Linked DNA regions of Homo sapiens: region 2 is linked to region 1. The links are chromatin loops, found by intact Hi-C in ENCODE. Cell type or tissue: B cell. All regions are shown on one strand. Links, peaks and the distances in the headings refer to the core of each region. The heading gives the core; the rest is flanking DNA. Region 1 overlaps POLR1A (RNA polymerase I subunit A). Region 2 overlaps LOC105374843 (a long non-coding RNA gene).

What was found. A loop is a pair of places that touch in the nucleus more often than their neighbours do. Peaks named below come from ENCODE experiments on the same cell type or tissue, not always from the same donor. Only the 100,000 strongest peaks of a DNase experiment are listed, where the experiment ranks them.
Region 2: a loop joins it to region 1, with 2.2 times the contacts of the local background. A loop is called at or near these places in 3 of 110 quality-filtered maps.

Annotation. Positions count from the first base shown.
Region 1 is chr2:86,034,847-86,037,346 of GRCh38, forward strand. All of the region lies in intron 27 of POLR1A (RNA polymerase I subunit A), which reads right to left. Among named protein-coding and RNA genes, the nearest start is that of POLR1A, 70 kb to the right of the region's middle. RefSeq lists an enhancer at 1,073-1,132 and a silencer at 1,803-1,852. In B cell, for the core only: a CTCF peak has its summit at 1,298 (motif pointing left); a DNase peak (open chromatin) is centred at 1,385; H3K4me3 peaks cover 1,943 bases; H3K27ac peaks cover 2,500 bases.
Region 2 is chr2:85,974,166-85,987,393 of GRCh38, forward strand. LOC105374843 (a long non-coding RNA gene) reads right to left here. Exons shown (of 3, transcript XR_940318.3): 3 at 4,956-9,324. Among named protein-coding and RNA genes, the nearest start is that of ST3GAL5-AS1, 92 kb to the left of the region's middle. In B cell, for the core only: CTCF peaks have their summits at 5,014 and 5,220; a DNase peak (open chromatin) is centred at 5,356.

The DNA.
Region 1 (2,500 bases), core at 1-2,500:
TCATCTTCCCTAATATTATTATTATTAGTTCCCCCCACCGTCCCGAGATGGAGTCTCTCTATCCCCCAGGCTGGAGTGCAGTGGTGCGACCTCGGCTCACTGCAACCTCCGCCTCCCGGATTCAAACGATTCTCATGCCTCAGCCTTCTGAGTAGCTGGGATTACAGGCATGCACCACCATGCCCGACTAATTTTTCTATTTTTAGTAGAAACGGGGTTTCACCATGTTGGCCAGGCTGATTGTGGACTCCTGACCTCAGGTGATCCACCTGCCTTGGCCTCCCAAAGTGCTGGAATTACAAGGGTAAGCCACTGCACCCAGACCCCAATATTATTTTTTAACTTTTTAAAGGTGTACGTGGTTTGCCCTTGGCAGAAAAAAAAGCCCCCTCATCCATTAATCCAGAGAAGAGCTTGTTTACCAGGCACTGGGGACAGGAACAGGATAGCCAGATGAGAGAAGGCCGGGCTTGACTTTAGAAAGATACAATCCCACTGGAAAGAGGGGGTGGGAGAGATGTTTCTGTAAGGACAGGTTCAGGTTAAAGTCCTGACCTGCCACAGACTGGAGAGGAGGGCCTTGATCTCATCTGCAACATGGGATCACTCTCACTCTGCACCCGAGGCTACTGTGCAGAGCAGAGGAGATGGAATGAGGCGGAGTGGGGGTGCGGGGCTCAGCTGCTGCCACACACAGGGCTGCTTCCCTCAGCTGGGCGCCCCAGCCTGTCTCAACTTGTGGCAATGTCACGGCTCTGATGCTTTTGCCCCCAGCATTTCACATCTGGCCTCAACTCTAACTGCCCATCTGCTCCCTCCACCCTGTGCACCCTTTGGGCCTTTGCTTGAGCGGCTCACTCTGCCAGTAACTTCCCTGGCCAATATCTACCTACTGAAGCTGTACTCATCCTTCAAGGCCAGGCCTCAGCAGCTGTAACTCCTCCAAGAAGCCCTCCCTGATTCCCCCAGTTGGGGATGCCTTCTGCCTTCCCTGCCTCTTTTGGTGACCAGGACTTGTGGAGAACGTAGGAGGGAAGGAGGTGAGAAGGCAGAATGAATGGCTGGTGAGTAAGTGGTAGGCATGTGACCAGTGTGCCAGTTTTCCTGGAGGTGCAATTTGCCCTTCTATGGTTTTGCCAAGAGCAGGGGAACTAACGGCCCACAGTGACTGCCTTCTCAAGGTTGTGCAGCTCACCTGAATGTAGCAACAGAAAGGGAACAGGAGGGGCAGGGGCAGAGAAGCCTCCCGTCCCACGTAAATAATTACAAACAGAGCACATGACCCCTGGCGGTTTCTGAACGCGCCTGGCAACAGCTCCACCACCTGCTGTTTGGAAAGTCAGATTCACAGAAGCTACAATTACAGACTGTCAGCTGGGTCTTTTCATGGCTGGGGACCGGAGGCCAAAACTTACAGCCCCTAACTCCTAGCTCAGTGCTCTTTCCACTTCATCTCCCCTGCCACCTGCCAGACAATTTACACAAACAGCCCATGTGATGGGTGCCAGTGCAGAGATCTGGGGGGCCTTCTACGCTTGTATATCTCTACCTAGGGAACCATCTGTCTCGTGCTGTTTTTCTCCAGGCTCTGTCAAGGGTCTCATGACTCCACAGCTGGGAGAAGGGAGGGTGGGGGCAAAGAGAAAGAAAAAGAGGGTGGCAGAGAGGAAGGAAGGGGGAGGGATGGGAGAAAGGAAGGAGAAAAAGCTTCTTGGGGGTTGGCTGCTCTTTTGAAAGTGCACTCACACTTCCTCCCATTTCCTGTGGGCGGCCAGAGGCCTGAACACAGCTGCTCTGCTGCCTGGGGCCTGACAAAGGGAGTCCAGACCGCACCCAGCTCATCCACTGCCCCATCTTTTAGCTCTGCCTAACCCCTCAGCCCCATTCTGCTGAGTCCTTGAGGCCACCTCCACCAAAAGCTACTGCGCATGGCTTTATTTATCACAGATTTTCAAGTTCACAAGCAAAACACAGGGAGGAGTTGAAAAAGTACTTCACGGCTGGGAACAAGCCAGGGCTGTCCCTCATCAGGAAGAAGTCTTAAAAAGTGATTTCCTATTTTCAATTCCATGAGGTAATATAAGTAAAAAGAACCCCAGCATGGGCTGGCGCCAGCCTCATGCCGACCTACCTGCTGGGCTGGCCTGGGCCTCCTGTGAACAGAACTGGGGCAAAACATCTAACTCCGTCCACCCTTAGTTATTCTCTAGAGGCCATGAAATCTGAATTCCCATTTCCCAGAAAACCACTGCCAGGCCAGCACAAACGCCCCCTGCACTTGGTAGTTATGTTCCTCGCTGTTAATTAAGGAGCTGGCAGGCGGGTGCACACAGCACTCCCCTGCCACTCTGCCCAGTGCCCAGATAGCACAGAGGACCACTCGACAGAAGGAATGTTCTCAGCCCAGGCTGGCACCAACGCAGGTGCTCCTGAGGCCCAGCCAACAACAACTTCACCCAGGGCTCGTGAACTGGGGCAGGAAGCACCTGGCCAGTGACCC
Region 2 (13,228 bases), core at 4,072-6,571, 57 kb before region 1:
TTTGATGCATTTGACAAAATTCAGCTAACACATATGCAAGATTGGTGCATTTCATTGTATATAAATTTTACATCAAAGAGAATATATCAAATATTGAATTCTAGTTAGTGATCTGTATACTTGAATATTTAGGGGGAAATGTACTGAAGTCACAATTTACTTTGAAATCCATCAAAAATAAGATGGATTAGTGAATGGCTAGATCAATAGATATGTGATAAAGCAAGTAAAGTGTTAGTGGTAAATGTCATGCTAATGGTGGGTGTTCTCTATTAAATTAAAATAAAATCTTTGTTCTGCCTTGTAAGAAGGTTGTGTTGACATTGAATGGTTGTATGCACTCAGCCTGGCAGCTGGATCCAGTCTCTTTAACTATGTCATCTATGAAGAAATAGTGTTGAAACATTTTTGTACAGAGTACATACCTTACTGTGCTCATATTCCCTTCTTTAAATGTCAAGGAAAAGACATGACAGGACCCACCCCACGTACTTGCCTAGTTTGAGCCAGCAGCTCACCTGGACCTTCCTGCTTTCTGACTTGCAGCTGTCTTTGTTGATGATCTATAGAGGCCCCTCCTCTTTAAGCCTGAGGGGTACAAGAGTCTAAGTGGTTCCCTGGGACCTGGTTTACTGACTGCTGGAACCCTGGAGATGGCATGCTGGCAATGAGAGAATCTTACGGAACTCAACTTGGTACCAATGCCCTAGTGAAAAAGTAGTGGAGTCCTTATATATCAGCATTGGAAGGGCACTTAGACACCATTTTACAGATGAGGAAACTGAGGTCCAGATAGGGAAAATGGCTTGCCCTAGTCCACATAGCTTCATGACAGCAGGTTCTACACCCCAGCTCTCCCCACTCTCAGCCCTATTTGGGCTGCAGCCAACCTGACGGTTTTTTGAGGGCACTGGTGGGAGGATCCCTGGGGTTTGTGAGGTGGTAACAGCCACAGTGTGAGTGAGATCTGGATCCCACCTCTGGCCCTGTGACCTTGGACAAGTTATTTAATCTCTAATACTGGGTTTCTTCAGGAGTAATATGAGAAGAACAATATCTTTTTTGTCAGGGTATTGTGAGGTTTCACTGGAACATCATCTGTGGAGCCATTTATGCAATGCCTAGACCTGGTGGGTGCTCACTCTGTGGGCACCACTGTCATTGGTGTGCTCATGAGCGCACTGACCTGAGATTCTGAGAAACCAGATGTTGGCTCTGGTGCTACCCTCACCAGCTGTGACTCTACTCCTCACAAGAATCTTCAAGGTCGTAGTTTTATCCGGGTTTTACAAATAAGGAAACTGATATGCGTGTCCAACCTCAAATCTTCAAATCTGGATCAAACGCAAATATTGTTTCTAGTCATTCTCTTGGCAGGAATGGTCTCAGCACAATCACCAGTAGGCAAAGTTTATTTTAGTGCTTCCTTCTTCTCTTTCCAATCTTCTGTCCTTCTCTCCCCACCAAGTGAGTGGGAGGAAGAGAAAGTTGGGGACCGTTTGATGTTCCTGGGTGTTAGTAACACTCGAGGGAGCCACACTTCCCAGGGGCCCTCAGGGCAATCTAGAAAGTTCACCACTCTTCCAGCACTGGCAGACAAATCCAGCCAGTGCCTAGAAAAGGTTCATTTGTGACATCCACAAGGCAGGGGCACTCCACACACACTTCGCTGACCATTCGCATCTGCATCATTTGGGAGCTTGTCAAAACTGACAATTCTGCCTCTGCCCCACCCAGACCCACTGAATCAGAGTCTCTGGGGATGGGGCCCAAGAATATGAGTTTTAGGAAGCTCTGTAGGGGATGCTTAGGCACAGTAAAGTTTGAAAAGTACTATTCCAAGGGACCAGTAAGAGGACATAGGAGTGGACCAGTCTCTGTAATTTTGCCATTTTCCAAAAAGAGACCTCTAATCTGTGCTGAAGTTCATTTCCAAGGACTGAGTAGGGCTGAACAGGGTAAATCTCATTTTAAAATAAGTGTTCCCTCATTCCTCTCACAGCCCTCTTCCAACATGTTGTTTTCACCTTCAACAGAATGCCTAAGTGAAAAGGAGGGATGCAGTGTGTTTGGCAGCGTGGAAAAGATCAGAGGGGTGTGAAACGAATTCATATCTGGCATGACCGAGCTCTGTTGGGAGGACCTTGGCAGGGCTTGAAGCAGCCTCAGAAGAGAGGTGGACCCCAGCCAGTGCTTAAAACAAGAAGCCTGTCAGCTGCTGCCATTTTCCTGTGTTATAGGAAGACCACAGACCCAAGTCAGACAGGCCCGGTGTCTAATCCCTGGGACCTTGGATGGTGACTGGGCTCTCTCTGCCAAGGGGATTATGTGTGTTCGAGCACCTGGCACCTAGGAAGCATTCAGCATAGGCTGAAGTAGCCCCTCCTTTGACCCTTGTTGGGAAGGGAAGGCAGTGCCAGACCCATGCCAAGCAGCCTTTCTGGTAGCTGGTCTTTTGGTCACACAGGGAACCCCCAGAAGCCTCGCTTCAAGCCCTCTCCATAGAAAACCCACACAGCCAGGGTTTGCTGTGGCTCTTCTGCCCTGTTGAATGTGTCTCCGTGACCATGTACCCATCTGGAAGACTAAGTGTGTGGCCACCTTCACTAGCAAAGATCACCCTCGCTCCGCCAGGTTCTCTCCTTCCCACTCTCTCTGCACCTCTGCCCTTTGGTCCTTTTCAAGCACTAGCCTCTGTGCCCAGTCTTTGGTGTGGATGTTGGGGCCTTTTTAGCCATTTCTGTCTGCATGACTGGTTAGTGGGCAGGGGGAGTGACGAGTGGGCTGGCAGAAAGTTCCTTTGGATTTCATTAGCCCTCGTGGTGATCAGCATTGAGGTAATGCATCTGCAACATCACGTGTTCAACCTATGAAGAGTAAACTTCCCGCTGGCGTTTCTACTATACCTTGTTATTCAAAAATGGTATATGTCTAGGCCAGGTGCAGTGGCTCACACCTGTAATCCCAGCACTTTGGGAGGCCGAGGTTGGTGGATCACCAGAGGTCAGGAGTTTGAGACAAGCCTCACCAACATGGTGAAATCCTATCTCTACAAAAAAAATTCTGTAAAACTACAAAAATTAGCCGGGCATGGTGGCCAGGCACCAGTAGTCCCAGCTACTTGGGAGGCTGAGGCAGGAGAATTGCCTGAACCTGGGAGGCGGAGGTTGCCGTGAGCCGAGATCATGCCACTGCTCTCTAGCCTGAGCGACAGAGTGAGACTCCGTCTCAAAACCAAAACAAAAACAAAATGGTATCTATCTCCTCCCTAGCCTTGAGTTGCATTGTGAGAGCCTCAGTAGTTCCCACACTCCAGGAAAGGGGGTACAGAAGAGGGAACACCTGCCTCTCCATCATGTTGTTATTGATTGATTAATGTTTCACCTTGGGCATCCTCAAAGCTACCTGAAGAATCTCACTCTGGGTGTTTCTTCTTTTCCTTTTACTTGTACTGATAGGGACCCAGGTTCTCAAATAAGGATTCTATTACGAACACAAGAGCTAAGGGAATGGTGCATGAGGATCCATCCACAACCATCGCCATGTGTCCCATGGCTGAGGCACAGGGCTTGGGGGTAACCTGACCCCACAGGAGGCTATAGAATTAGCCATGCATGTATTCAACAACAACTACCCTAGTGTGCTTTGATCTAAAAACTCATCATGTGTTATCAAAATGCATAGTGGTACAACCCTCAAAGCCAATTCCAGGCCAGATGAGGGCTTTCAGGAGGGAGATAGAGTTAGAGGTGTAAAAGATTAGAGAAGTTTCTACCAACATCGAAGACCCACTCCTCACCCGCTGCTGTCCTCACCTCTGTTTTATTTGCATCTTTCTTTTTTCTTTCTTTCTTTTTCTTTTCTTTTTTTTCCGAGATGGAGTCTCACTCTGTCACCCAGGCTGGAGTGCAGTGGCATGATCTTGGCTCACCGCAACCTCCGCCTCCTAGGTTCAAGTGATTCTCCTGCCTCAGCCTCCCGAGTAGCTGGGATTACATGCGCACACCACCATGGCTGGCTAATTTTTGTATTTGTAGTAGAGACGGGGTTTCACCATGTTGGTCAGGCTGGTCTCAACCTCCTGACCTCGTGATCCGCCTATCTCGGCCTCCCAAAGTGCTGGGATTACAGGCGTGAGCCACCGTGCCCGGCCGCATCTTTCTATTTCAGCTCCTACCTCTCATCACTCCCCATTCAGATGACCCCCAAACTCCATCACCAGAGGCAGAAACTACAGAGTTCTACATGCAGCTGGAAATGCCTCCTGGAGTTTTTGCATCTGGCAGTGACTATCTCACCTCTTAACCAAACTTAATCACTGGCAGGGAGAACCTCACTTCAAATCTGGCCCCCTGCCCAGCTGGGTTCAGTGCCAGGGTGTGGCTGGCACAAGATTAAATTCTGTAATGTATTAGCAGCAGAGTTGCATTTAATAAAAGCCAAGAGCTTCTGAATACACATGTTGGAAGAAAAAAGAAGCAAGATGGAGCTTAGTAGCCAAGCAAAAGCCAGGCATGGGGGCATGAGGTGGGTGATGTTTCTCTTAGGACCAGGGGTCCAAGGATCTAAGGGTCATGGAGAAATCTTTGTTAGGGCTAGAAGACAATAGCAATCAGTTAATTCATTCCAGAAACATTCATTGGCACTGTTCTAGACACTATGACTGAAAAGATGGCACCAGAGATGACTGAATATGAGCCAAGGGTTTTTTGTTTGTTTATTTTTCTGAAAATTATCCCTCAGAAAAGACTAATTCCATGTAGTCTTATATTAGAAACCTTAGTCTCCTCTCTCCCTCCCTCACTTCCTCCCTCTATTCTTCCCTTCCTTTCTTCTTTCCTCCCTTCCTTCCTTCCCCTATTTCCTCTTCCTTCCTTTTTTCCTTCCTTCCCCTCTTTCCTCTTCCTTCTTTCCTTCCTTCTCTTTCTCATTCTTTCCTCTTTCTCTTTTCCTCTCTTTTATTTTCTTTTTTCTCTTTCTGCATTTCTCTTTCACCTTTCCTCCCTCCACTTTTTTTAATTCATCTTTTTAAGTAATGACAGCTGTCTGAGATGCCGTCACCTGAAATGACCTCAGTCAATGCTAGTTTGTATGTTTATAAAGGTCACCTGATGACAGTGGTGAAAAAATCGGCAAAGAAATTTGAACACAGATTTAGTAAGTCTCCCTAGGGATATGACCTCACAATGAAAAGAGTTGCATGTTTTTGTAAATAAGGCTTTTTAAAATCATTTTAAAATGCAACTTGAAGATTATAAATATATATCTCCTGGGTAAATGGGAGGAAAACTGTCCAAATGTTATTTGAATGGGTAATTGTGGTTTGGGTTATAATTCCCAATGTCAGCATCAGATGCAGGTTCAGAAAGTGGTGCCTCTCAAACAAGTTAGGAGGAAGTGAAATTATGTAATCTGAGAAACTGAGTTCAAGACTCAAAAAGTGTCCTAGTGAAGCTGTTAACATCCCCTTTCCAGACTGTGGTCCCAGCTACCTGGGAGGCTAAGGTGGGTGGATCACCTGAGCTCGGGTGTTCAAGTGGTAGCTGTTCTCCCTCCTGCCCTCATACCTCAGCCCTAGGGTGGGGTCAATAACCTCTTCAGTACTGATTGCTGATTCCAAACCATTTGCTCTTTCCTTCCTAAACAACCACTGGGTTGAATCTCCCTTCGAATCTCATCAAACTATACCACTGACCCTGTCCTTCTTTTTTTTTTTTCTGAGACCAAGTCTCACTCTTGTCCCCCAGGCTGGAGTGCAGTGGCGCAATCTTGGCTCACTGCAACCTCTGCCTCCTGGGTTCAAGCAATTCTCCTGCCTCAGCCTCCTGAGTAGCTGGGATTACAGGCACCCGCCACCACGCCTGGCTAATTTTTGTATTTTTAGTAGAGATGGGGTTTCACCATGTTGGCCAGGCTGGTCTCGAACTCCTACTTCAGGTGATCTGCCCGCCTCGGCCTCCAAAGTGCTGGGATTACAGGCGTGAGCCACCGTGCCCAGCCGACCGCCTCCTTCTTGAAGGTACCTGCTGACCCCAGGTCACTTCTCATCTCGATCCTTGAGGACTTTGAGTTCATTCTCAGTCTCTCCAGCACTGTATTTATCTCACACTGATTTCAATATCCACACAGAAGATCCTTGTGTACCTCTCAGTTCTGTGTCCTACTGTCCACCTGGTCACCTCCACCCTAACCTCTCACTCCCACGGTCGCACCCTAGAACTGTCATTTTCTCTGGCTGCAGTTGTCTGTCATCTTGGTTTCTTATTTTTTTTTTTTTTTTTGAGAAGGAGTCTTGCTCTGTCGTCCAGGCTGGAGTGCAGTGGCGCGATCTTGGCCCACTGCAAGCTCCGCCTCCCGGGTTCACACCATTCTCCTGCCTCAGCCTCCTGAGTAGCTGGGACTACAGGCGTGAGCCACCACGCCCAGCCTAGTCATCTCAGTTTCTATGTCCCACTCTCCAACCACTGTGCCCTGGGTTTCCAGCTCACTCTTTCTCTTATCCAGACTTCAATAATCCTTCTACCAGCTGAGACTTAGAATCTATGACCCAACCACCTCTTCATGAATCATTAGCCCCTTAATTGCCTCATTTCACTCCTTAGCCAATGTAGATTCACAGTTGATCATGACAGAACTTCCTTGCCCACATTCCAACTCCCACTATTGGATTTGCCTTGGTGAACCTCACCATGTCTGACCTGGAATAACAAGATGGGAAGCAGAACAACAACCTAGTTCTCTTCCTTTATCTCTCATCCTGCTTTAGCCATTGCTCCCTGCTCTGCTCACCTGTAGACAAAACTGTTTTTTTTTTTTTTGAGACAAGATTTCACTCTCACTCAGGCTATAGTGCAGTGGCATAATCACAGCTCATCGCAGCCTCGACCTCACAGGCTCAAGTGATCCTTCCACCTCAGCTTCCCAAGTAGCTGGATCCACAGGTGTCCATCACCACACCTAGTTAATTTTTTTATTTTTATTTTTTTGTAGAGACAGGGTCTCACTTTGTTGCCCAGGCTGGATAATTCTTTTTTTTTTTTTTCCCCTGAGACAGGGCCTCACTCTGGTTTCCTAGGCTGGAGTATAGTGATGCAATCAGGACTCACTGCAGCCTCCACCTCCCAGGCTCAGGTGATCCGTCCACCTCCGACTCCCCAGTAGGTGGGACCACAGGCACAGGCCACCACACCTGGCTAATTTTTTGTATTTTCAGTAGAAATTGAGTTTTGCCATATTGTCCAGAGTGGTCTCAAACTCCTGGACTCAAGCAATCCACCCACCTCGGCCTCCCAAAGTGTTGGGATCACAGACGTGAGCCACTGTCCCCAGCCTAAAGAACTTTAAGAGTGTTCCAGTTACTGTCTCCAATTCCCTTCCTCAGAGGTTTGACGTGAGCTGTTTCAGTGGAGCCAGGTGACAAAAGTCAAAGAAATTTCTTGCTTTAACTCCTACCCACTAACTTTTATTACCTGGCTCCACCGAAACAGCTCACGTCAAGACCTTGAAGGACCTCCAGCTGCCAAATGCAATGGGCTGTTCTCAGACCTCATTTTACTTGGCCCATGAGCAGCAGTCTTTGACAGAGTAGCTCCCTCCATCCTCTTGACACTCACTCCAGGGGGTCTCCCCTGCCTCACTGGCCGCTCCCCACTTCTCTCTGCCCGTGAACATTGGAGGGTCCCAAGGTCCAGGCCTGGGTGCTTCCTCTGTCATTCCTTCCTGACTTCACCCTCTCTCTAGGACTGAAGGACTCCTAAAGCTAGATCTCCAGCCCAGACCTTTACCCCAAACTCCAGACTTCTATACCCAACTTAAAACTCGACCTTTCTACTTGGATGTCTAATGGGCAATTCAAACTTTCGTTGTTTTTTTTTTAAGACAAGGTCTTGCTCTAATGCCCAGGCTGGAGTGCAGCGGTGTGATCACAGCTCACTGCAGCCAAAACCTCCTGAACTCAGCCCCCCACCCAAGTCGCTGGGACTACAGGCACATGCCGCCATGCCCGGCTAATTTTTTAATTTTTCTGTAGGGATGGAGTCTCGCTATGTTAGCCGGGCTGGTCTCCAACTCCTGGGCTCAAACAGTCCTCCCACCTGGGCCTCCCAAAGTGCTGGGATTACAAGTGTGAGCCACCCAGCCTGGCTGCACCCAAACGACATCTCCTATCCACCTAATGTGTTCCTCTTGTTTTTTGTTTTGTTTTGTTTTGAGACGGAGTCTTGCTCTGCCACCCAGGCTGGAGTGCAGTGGCACGATCTTGGCTTGCTGCAACCTCCGCCTGCCGGGTTCAAGCGATTCTCCTGCCTCAGCCTCCTGAGTAGCTGGGACTACAGATGCCCACCACCATGCCTGGCTATTTTTTGTATTTTTAGTAGAGACGGGGTTTCACCACGTTGGCCAGGCTGGTCTCCAACTCTTGACCTCAAGTGATCCACCTGCCTCGGCCTCCCAAAGTGCCGGGATTACAGACGTGAGCCACTACACCCGGCCCTCTTGGTCTTCTAACTCTCAAATAAGGGCAACTCCAGATGCTCAGACAAAAACCCTGGGGGTCATTTTTGATTGCTCTCTTCCTCTCATGCCCTTCATGGATCGGTTAGTAAATCACGTTGGCATACCTTCAGAACACATCCAGAGCTCAGTGTTTCTTACCACTGCTTCTAATATGGCCCAAACCACCCACAGTCCTCTCCCACGTCGCTGCAGCAGCCTCCTAACTGGTTTCCCTGCCTCTGCCCTCACCTGCACCATCCACTCTCCACCAAGCAGCTGGAGTAAACCTTTTAAAAACTCAAGTCAAATCATTCTACTCCTCTATTCAAAACCCTCCTGTGGCTTTTCATCTCATGCAAAGTAAAACCCCAAATCCTTAGCGATGGCCATGACGCGTGACGTTGTCTGGTCCCCAGCACCCCTCTGACCGGGTCCGCTCTTTCCCCACGCTCACTCCACTTGAGCTCTGCTGGTCCCGGCTCTTCCTTGGACGCACTGAGCATATTCATTCCTGCTTTGGGGTCCATGCACTTTGCTGCTCCCTTTTCCTAGGAGAGTTGTGCCCACATAGTCACAGGGCTTGTGTCCTCACTTTACATATCACCTTGTCAAAGTGGCCTTCTCAGATCACCCTGTACAAAAGCCCAGACCTACCCCTACCCCTGTCTTCCTGTCCGCTCTGAGTCCAGCTTCACTCCTTCTTTACAGCACACATCACCATTTGACATACTCAACAACGACGTTTCCACAGTTCTCGCCTTCTCCATGGCCCCTGCATGTCATGTCAACTCTGTAGACTCGTCTGTTTTGTTCACTGCTGCATCCTAGAGCCTAGAACAGAGACGGGGCACATAGTAAGAGCTCAATAAATGTCACCGAGTGAATGAATGGATGACAGAGGGCAATTGTCAGCAATGGAAAACTAATTGCCTCCATTTATTGGGCAGATTCTTCTGCGTAGAGTTTTTTATTTGCATTTTTTTTTTTGAGATGGAGTTTCACTCTTGTTGCCCAGGTTGGAGTACAATGGTGCAATCTCAGCTCACCACAACCTCCACCTCCCAGGTTCAAGTGATTCTCCTGCCTCAGCCTCCCGAGTAGCTGAGATTACAGGCAAGCGCCACCACACCCAGCTAATTTTGTATTTTTAGTAAAGATGGGGTTTCTCCACCTTGGTCAGGCTGGTTTTATCTGCATTTTACGAGAATACCTTGTGAAGGAGATACAACCGTTCCCATTCACAGTTAACACTGAGGCAGTTAACACATGCCATCAGCCTCTGCCCCCTCTCCTGGGGCAGCCCGTTCCCCCCACCCCGAGGGCAGGCCTCACTGGGAGAGCTCTCCCAGGTTCTCTCCCATTTCATTAAATCTTATATCATCTCTAAGAAGGAGGGGCCTGAATCCCCACTTTACAGTTGAGGTCAACCAAGACTTCTCTAATGGCAAACCAGAACTTCAAATATGGCCATCTCGGGCTAGCAGTGGGATGGAAGACCAGAGAGGTGTGAAGTGACACCCGAGGGAGAATAGTATCTAGTGGAGCCAGCACAGCCAAACACAAGGAAAAAAATTAAAAAATTAGCCGGGCATGGCAGCATGTGCCTATAGTCCCAGCTACTTGGGTAGGGGGCTGAGTCCGGGAGATTGTGGCTGCAGTGAGCTGTGAGTGTGCCAAACACAAGGAACTGTGTTCCAGGAGCCTCTGGCTGTCATCTCTCTTAGTCCTGGGGGGCATCCAGCTTGATCTTTTAGTCATCATTCCAGGGGGCGTTGAAGGGTGTGCCTTTAATCTGGAATGCTGGAAAGATTCCCTGTCCTTACAAACGCAAAAGTCGGCCGGGCGCCGTGGCTCACGCCTGTAACCCCAGCGCTTTGGGAGGCCGAGGCGGGTGGATCACGAGGTCAGGAGATCGAGACCATCCTGGCTAACACGGTGAAACCCAGTCTCTACTAAAGTACAAAAAATAAGCCGGGCGTGGTGGTGCGTGCCTGTAGTCCCAGCTACTCGGGAGGCTGAGGTAGGAGAATCGCTTGAACCTGGGAGGTGGAGGTTGCAGTGAGCCAAGATCGATCCACTGCACTCCAGCCTGGGCTACAGAGCAAGACTCCATTTCAAAAACAAACAAAGGCAAAAGCCATGTCTACATAGAGCTGGGTTTTTGGGAACTGCCACGTGGGAGAGTGGAGGGGAGATTGGGCAAGGCTTCCGCAGTGAGCCTTGGTTTCTGGTGGGTGCCTGCAGCTTCTCCCAGGAGCCTCTCTTGCCTAGGATGCAGCATCCCCAAGCAGAGGAAACAGAGCTGCTTACAAGCTGGGCTGAGTGCTAATAAATTCAAATTGTATGGAAATGCAGAAACACTTAAATATTAAAAAAAAAAGCACTTACCAGAAATGCTTTAGATGCAGAGAGAACACATGCAAATGTGTTGAGCTTGTATATCTCACCTTCCAGATAGGAAGCAATTCTATTCTCCCAAGGCCTAGCTATCTCAACCCTACAAGAAGAAGACCCCACCAGAAAGGCCTACAGAAGCCCAGACTTAAGGATGATCACAGTCTCTAAGTTTAAAAACCAGGACATGCCATCAATGAATGAATTAAAAAAAGGTGATTTTTTTTTTTTTTTTGAGATGGAGTCTCGTCTGTTGCCCGGGCTGGAGTGCAGTGGTGCGATCTCAGCTTACTGCAAGCTCCACCTCCTGGGTTCACGCCATTCTCCTGTCTCAGCCTCCCGAGTGGCTGGGACTACAGGTGCCCACCACCATGTCCGGCTAATTTTTTTGTATTTTTAGTAGAAACGGGGTTTCACCATGTTAGTGAGGATGGTCTTGATCTCCTGACTTCGTGATCTGCCTGCCTCAGCCTCCCAAAGTGCTGGGATTACAGGCATGAGCCACCGCGCCTGGCGAGTGATATGTGTTTATAATACAATACTATGCAGCCTTTAAAAAGAAGGAAATCCTGTCATTTGTGACAACAGGGGTGAACCTGGAGGACATGACGTTAAGTGAAATAAGCCAGTAACAGAGAAACAGATACTGCATGTTCTCACTTCTTTGTGGAATCTAAAAAAATAATTTAATAGAAATTAGGAGTAGAATAGTGGCATGGGGTAGGATGGTATTGGGGAGACATTAGTCAAAGGACACAAAAGTTCAGTTAGGAGGAACAAGTTCAAGAGATCTGTTGTATAGTGTGGTGACCGTAGTTAATAGTAATGTATAGTATGTCCGAAAATTGCCAAGACAGTAGATGCTAAATGTTCTTATCATAACAATAAGTAGGTGAGGTGGTAAATATATTAATTAGCTTCATTTAACCATTCCACAATATACACTTATATCAAAACTTCATGTTGGAAAGCATAAATATCATTTGTCATTTGTCAATTAAAAAAAGAATCAGACACATAGTCTCACAAATGCTGTTTCTCTGGTTTGCAATTGTATTCATGTTGAAAATCCAGCAAATGCTGCTGGCTGTATACGCTTCTTGCCCTAATGCTGGACTGAAAAGCAGGAAATTCTGTGAGAGTTAGACCACCATGGATAGACTGGGATGTATGGTCACCGAAGGTGTGATGCTGAATAAGAAGAAGTTTGGTCAATCTGGGGGCTGAATTTCAAGGCCCAGCGCGGTGCGGTGGGGAGAACAGAGGCTTCACGTCAGATAGCCCTCCGTTGGCATCTGATACTGTCCCCTCCTACTGAGGACCCAGGAGAATCGTTGGCAAGAGGATTGGTGATAATGACATAAGGGGCCTCAGCCCAAGGCCTAGCTCATCAGGCACTTAATGAATGGTATTAATGTCACCTCTAACTGCCGTTCTCCATTCCTGTGGCCTGCTGGGACTTGTCACCAAAGCTGTCTGGGTAGGGGTGCTCTGTGCATGAGGAGAAGCCTCCTCTTTCCTGTTCACCTGACCCTGTTCTGCTATCCTGGGCATCAGTTAACTTCACACTAAGTGCTGGAATCAAGGGGCATATTCCTCTGCAGGCATTCCAGTTAGACTCTGTCCCTGGCAAATAGGTTTCAACTCACTTTTCACCTCCAAACAATTGTTTAATACTGGTTTGGACCGGGCGTGGTGGCTCACGCCTTTAATCCCAGCACTTTGGGAGGCCGAGGTGGATGGATCACCTGAGTTCAGGAGTTCGCGACCGGCCTGACTAACATGGTGAAACCGGTCTCTGTCTCTACTAAATACAAAAAAAATTAGCCAGGCGTGGTGGTGCATGCCTGTAATCTGAGCTACTTGGGAGGCTGAGACAGGGGAATAGCTTGTACCTGGGAGGCAGAGGTTGCAGTGAGCTGAGATAGTGCCATCGCACTCCAGACTGGGCAACAAGAGCGAAACTCCATCTCAAAAAAAAAATATATATATATATGTATATATATATGTATTTGAAGTGCCCTGTTGAGAACTCTGGGCTTCTAGAAAACAATGCTGCAATTGATTGGTAATGTCGGCCATGGCCTAGGAGAAGAGAGCAGGGCACGCAAGCTCCATGGTCGAATTCCAGACCCAGGGCTCCCTCCCAGGCAGGCTGCTCACATTGGGCTCCCCAGAAGGTGACGCCAGGACAAGGATTTGTGTGCAAGTAGTTTTTAAAGAAGGGATACCAGGAGTGGGGAGTGGGACAAGGAAGGGATAGAAGGGAAGAGACAGAAGCCTATACGGGGGTGCTAATAAGTGGGTTCCCACTAAGTTACAGAGGCCCACCTGGGGGCAC